Linked DNA regions of Homo sapiens: region 2 is linked to region 1. Evidence: read pairs that join two places in POLR2A ChIA-PET (ENCODE). Cell type or tissue: PC-3. All regions are shown on one strand. Each heading gives the region's core, and the rest is flanking DNA. Links, peaks and the distances in the headings are about the cores only.

Evidence for each region. ChIA-PET counts read pairs that join two places held together with the same protein. Peaks named below come from ENCODE experiments on the same cell type or tissue, not always from the same donor. Only the 100,000 strongest peaks of a DNase experiment are listed, where the experiment ranks them.
Region 2: POLR2A ChIA-PET joins it to region 1 with 5 read pairs; 9 of 35 experiments call an interaction of 5 or more read pairs at or near these places.

Annotation. Positions count from the first base shown.
Region 1 is chr10:61,881,458-61,884,340 of GRCh38, reverse strand. No RefSeq gene overlaps it. Among named protein-coding and RNA genes, the nearest start is that of LINC02625, 15 kb to the right of the region's middle. In PC-3, for the core only: no CTCF peak of the experiment used is centred there; a DNase peak (open chromatin) is centred at 1,510.
Region 2 is chr10:61,824,154-61,827,078 of GRCh38, reverse strand. The region is part of intron 2 of LINC02625 (long intergenic non-protein coding RNA 2625); the gene reads left to right. Among named protein-coding and RNA genes, the nearest start is that of LINC02625, 42 kb to the left of the region's middle. In PC-3, for the core only: no CTCF peak of the experiment used is centred there; a DNase peak (open chromatin) is centred at 1,268; H3K27ac peaks cover 1,501 bases.

The DNA.
Region 1 (2,883 bases), core at 1-2,500:
CCATGCCATGACACATAGTATAAAATTGCTACATTAAAAAACAAAATGGGCCAGGCATGGTGGCTCACACCTGTAATCCCAGTCAGTGCTCAGGAAGACTGAGGGGGCAGGATCACTTGAATGCAGGAGTTCAAGACAAGATAGAGAGATTCTGTCTCTACAAAAAAATTAAAAAATAGCCAGGCATGGTGGCGTGCACCTGTAGTCCCAGCTACTTGGGAGGCTGGGGCGGGAGAATCACTTCAGCCCAAGGAGGATACAGTGAGCTATGATCGCCGCTGCACTCCAGCCTGGACAACAGAGCAGGACCCCGTCTCTAAAACACCAACCAACTAACCAAACAAACCAAAAAACCCATGAAATGACTAGAAGCCAATTCACAATATTTCATAACTATTTATTTAACCAGTTCTCTATGGCTGGGCATTTAGGTAGTTTCCAAATTATCATCGTGACAATAGGTGTTGCAATAAACTTGGACATTTATTTTTGTGCATTTTCTATGAGAATAGATACACAGAAGTGAAACTGCCATCACAATGCATAACTAAATGGACAATTTGGCTATGTACTGCTAAATTGGCCCCCTCAAAATGGCACCAATTTCCACTTCCACCGGGAGTATATGAGGGTTGCCCATGAATTTGGTCAGTTGGGTGAGTTGCTTGGGACAGACCATGTCTGAAGCAATGACAGAACTGATGATCTGGACTGCAAAGTCTCGGGAACTTGATGACACAAGAGCTACTCCTGTGTCGGGCCTTGTATAGGTCGTTGGCATGCCACCCCAAACAACACTGACCTCACACATCTCTCGTTAACTGTAAATCAGACCACATTATGGCTCCTGAAGTGTACTAGACTGTACATCAATTTCCTGTGAGCGCCCTAATCAATTGCTTCTGTGAGGGGTTTTAAGGGACCCTGAAACATCACCCTTCTTTTTGGCCCAAGGCTTGAATCAATTAGAGCTAGGCAAAAGAGTAAGACAGAAAGAGTCAAAACATCACCTTTGTTGTTGTTAAAGTTGCTACTGAGGAATGTGGTTATATCTGCTGTGCCAGTGAGCGTCCCCATTCTTAACTGTGATATTGCAGGGACCACACCCAGCCTCCAGCAGCATTGGACCACTGCTGATCTTCCTACAGGTTGAGGAGTAAGTTCACTGATAAATTTATTAGCTGGTAGAGAAATATCAGGAGCACATGCTCTGTGTGAGTGTGCATACTGCCAGAGGAAGGGGCTTGGCAACCCATGACTAGTGTTTCTTTTAAAGCTTACCAATCAGATTATGTCTCTTTTTCTTCTCTGGAGGAAAGTAGGAGTGTTACATTAGTGGTGCTCTTTTTACAAGAAGGAAGTATCAGGAATAGGGGAGATTCTTGCTCTTTCTGCCCCAACCTTCCCCCTGCCACACTATCCCAACCGCGGTGTCCACCTAGAATGTTTAGTGGGAAAGAGTTTCATAGTTGATTAGCAATGTCTGCCATGAGAGTGGGCGGGGGGAGTTATGGCACATTTGTCATACATTTTCAATCCTGCAATAATTATGCAATGAGTAATATGTGGTTAGTATAAAGGTTCGGTACAATTGTGTCTTCTAAATTATAAAAGAGTTTCACTACAGATCAGCCACCCCCACAGACTTTTCGTCTCTATTTTTCTGAGTGTTCTCTCTCCTATAGTAGGGTGGAGAGATACTCTGGTCCCAAATAATTCATAACAGTCTAGGTCTTTATACCATTTGGTGCTATTCCCAATACAGAGCTGATATTTTCATTGTAATGGTTCATAATTAAGAACTCACATATCCAGATCTCCAGCTTTTACTACTGGGGTAACAGAGGCAGAAAAGAAAAAAAAAAGCCAGTATCAGTATTTGCCAAGTGGCCAAGGATAAAATTGGTAGTGGAAAAATTAGATTTTCAAGCTATTAAAAATTTATTACAAACAATGGAGCATTTAAATAAAATGAAGCTGATGTTGTCTTTCTAAACACTTGGCATGTTCTACTTTGTGCTCTTGTTGATATTCTTTCTTACAGAAGGAATTTTTATTTATATTTTATTTTTTTGCATGCAGATACTTTCCATTTGCAGTACTGAGGAGAAAATAAATTTTTTACTTGATTGGGTGGCTTTGGTGCTAAAGAGAGGAGCCAAATATGTCAATGTCCAATTAAGCTGGATTTAAAAATGCATGAGCAGCCTAATAGGAGAGTAATAGATGCTGGGTGGGATCGAGTTAGGAGACAGGAAGGGGTGTATTGAAGAGGAAACCACTGGGAAGACAAAAAGAGAAAAGATCTTTTCTTCTATTAACGTCTTTCCTTGTAGATACTTTATTATTTCTGGCCCTTTCCCATATTCAGCCAATAAGATGGCTGTTCCCTGAGATGGGACTCTAATTAACCCCAGATGAAGTTAGCCTCTCCCAAGATCCCTGACCAAATACCTTCCCCTTCAGACTAATTTTTCCTGAAGTTTAAACATTGGTGCATTTTCTTTCTGATTTTTTCTTTATCAATTTGCCACTTGTGCTGTTTCCTCTCCTCATTTTATATAAATAAATATATATATTTAGAGACAGGGTCTTGCCCTGCCACCCAGGTTGGAGCATAGTGACACGATCATAACTCACTGCAGCCTTAAACTCCAGAGCTCACGGTATCATCCTGCCTCAGCCTCTGCATAGCTGGCATTACAGGCCTGAGCCACCATGCCTGGCTATTTAATTAATTAACTTAACGTATTCATTATTTTGAGACAGAGTCTCACTCTGTCACCGAGGCTGCAGTGCAAAGACATGATCTCGGCCCACTGCAACCTCTGCCTCCCAGGTTCAAGCAATCCTCCCACCTCAGCCTCCCAAGTAGCTGGGATT
Region 2 (2,925 bases), core at 150-2,649, 57 kb after region 1:
TGTTGAGGGATCTTCCTCAATGGACTATTATACACATTTGCCTTACTATTTGGCAAGCATTGAGGAGCTGAGGGCATCAAGCAAGCATAAGGTTTGGAGTTAGAAGATGAGGACTTGTTTTGATTCTGCCACTAAGTACTCAGGTGACTCCGCATAGGACACACAACCTCCGCTGGATAATTTTGAATGTCCCTTCAAATGTAGCTTTCTATAGGAATCTGTTGTCTACCTTCCTGCAACTGTCTGCCAATCACTCCCTTGCATATTTCCTCAAGTAAGTAAGTCTTATTTTTCTAGGAAGACTCTAAGCATCAGGGGGGCAGGAGCTATATGAATATGAATATAAGGCATATGAATTTATTTTTATATTCATTGAATCGTAATACCACCTTATTCCAAATAGATTCAAGGTGGCTTACAAAGATAAATGCAATAAAATAAGATAAAAATTTAAACTAAAGAAAAAGTGTTCATGTGGAAGGAAAACAGATTAAGACTACAAAGATGAGCAGGTAGGTAGGTAGTAGGCAGGCACCTGTAGAAAAAACCAGTCTCCATCTGTCTCCAGAGAGCACATTTGGTTTCTGCACAAACACAAATTGCCTTGGAAACTGAAGCAAAATGGAATGAGTGTGAAGAAATCTCTTTGTTTTAAATTAAATTTAACCATCACATGATGGAAACATAGCGCATCTTGATTGAGTGTTAAAAATCAGGTGCCGAGTCACTGATCACTAAAGGTATTTACTGGATGTGGTAAATGGAAATTCCTTCAGACAAAAAGGGCACTGCAGAAGTTCGGGAGAGATTTGCTACAGTGGGACAATGGACAAGAAAGATTTTGCTTTAGAAGGAAAGTGTTTGATGAGGAAAAAGTCTTGGTTCATTGTTGCCTCCCTGTGGTTTCCAAAGTATGAGGGGCTGCTTTGGGAGCAAAGCAGATAGCAGTGAAAGTGCAAAACAAGGCAAAAGCAGGGTGGAGGAATTTAGCAAACAGCACTTCTTATGAAATTAGTGAGTAATAAGGTAATATAGGGGGCTGTTCCTTTTTATGGGAAATATTCTCTGCTGAGTTCTTCAAATGAAATATTCTCAAATACTGTAATGCACTGATATGAAAGATTTATGTAGCAAGAGGCCTTAACCGATAGCAGAAGAAATTTGAGGCTATGAAAGTTGGCAGTACTGTCATTAATACTTCATTCATTTAACAAATATTTATAGAGCCCTTACCACGTACTGGATACTGTGCCAATCACTTTAGGGAGTGAGGGCAAAGGAGCAAATAATGAGTAATTCACCATATTTGTCTTAGAGAAGCTCACATCCTAAGAGGGAGATGACATCAAATGCATCCGATTAATTCATTAAAAGCACTTATTGAGCACCTATGCTATACCAAAACTAGTTCCAAGTGCTAGGTATGTAATGCGGAAGTAACAGAAACAGGATCTGTTTTGAAGTATTATGTTAGAAATCAGCAGGGTTTTTTTTTCTTTTCCTGCTCAACAGAGAATTAACACAAAGATTTTGACTGCTGAGAACTGCAGAGATTAAACAGAATTAGAGAGAGTGCAAATAGTATATAATAAAGCAATAGAAAAAGAAACAGGCCACAACTTACAGGTTCCCTTTCACTCCTGAGCAATTTCTTGGTAGACTTATTACTAATACATATTTATCTACATTTAAATACATAGTAAGATTTTCTTGCTTCTGAAGATTGAGGTCATTGGTTACCTAAAATAATGATCTTGTACCTTATCTAGTGGCGGAGCCTGGAAAAATGATCTGAGATCCAGAAGAGAATCCAGAGATAGCTGTTATATAGTAAATGTCACTAGACCCTGTGCTGCATGTCTGTGGCAGACATTACTAATAGATCACAGCACTTCTTCCTGCTACGCCTGGATGTAGCCTCAACATTCTCCCTTTGAGAGAGTACCAGGTGGCCAGAACTCGTCTTGGCACGTAAGACGAAACCTTCATGCCCTCTGAAGGCCCTTCACTCCTTTAAATATGTTCCAACCCTTTTTAATGTAAGAAACAACTGAATACTTTGGGTTTCTTTGGGGCTTCTTCCTTAACTCTCTGTTACATTCTTGTTTCAAAGTTTGGTTGAGATTACTGTCTGACAGTTGTTAAAAGGTGATGGCAATATATTATTACTCAGGACTTTCATAGCTTTAGGAAATAATAACAATTTTTATTTTTTATAATATGGAGTAATTTAAATAATTTTATGTAATTATAACATTTATTATTGTCATAATCCGTGGCATGAATTAAACATATATAACCTCCCATGCACTATATTATGTGCTTTACCTGCACATTTTATTTGATCCTCATAGTAACCCTGTGAGGTAGGTGCTGGTAGTGTCTTCTGAAAAGAACTTGCCCGAGGTCCCACCAATAGTAAGTAGTGGAACCTGAATTCCAGTCCCCGGTATTTGATGTCAGAGCTGAAGATTGTTCCCGCCTGCAGTCAAGACTGTGAGGTTCTCTCTCCCAGGAAGTATGGCTGTTCTTCTCCATGAAAAAAATGATCCTCTTCTTTATAAAATCGAAGGCATCATCTGAATTTTCAGGAGAAAGAATAGAACCAAGTATGCCCTTAAACTTACGTTCCATCTTCTTAATCTGACAGAAGGAAGAGGAAGCAGGTGAAGTGTCTGTCCTCAAGAGTTAGTGGCTAGTCCAGGACCATCATTGCACACCCGTGTCCCCATGGTCTCCACTGCCCACGGTCATGGCCATTATGGGGAGTCAACAGCTGACACAGAACAGCGGGTCTTGGGGAAGGGGAGTAAGTGGTTGGACTGCTAATATATTTTTCTTCGTCCAGGGCTGTTGATGAACTGATTTGAATTTCAATTTTTGTCCTGTCCTATACTCATTCTGGGATAAAATGGACAAGAAGTC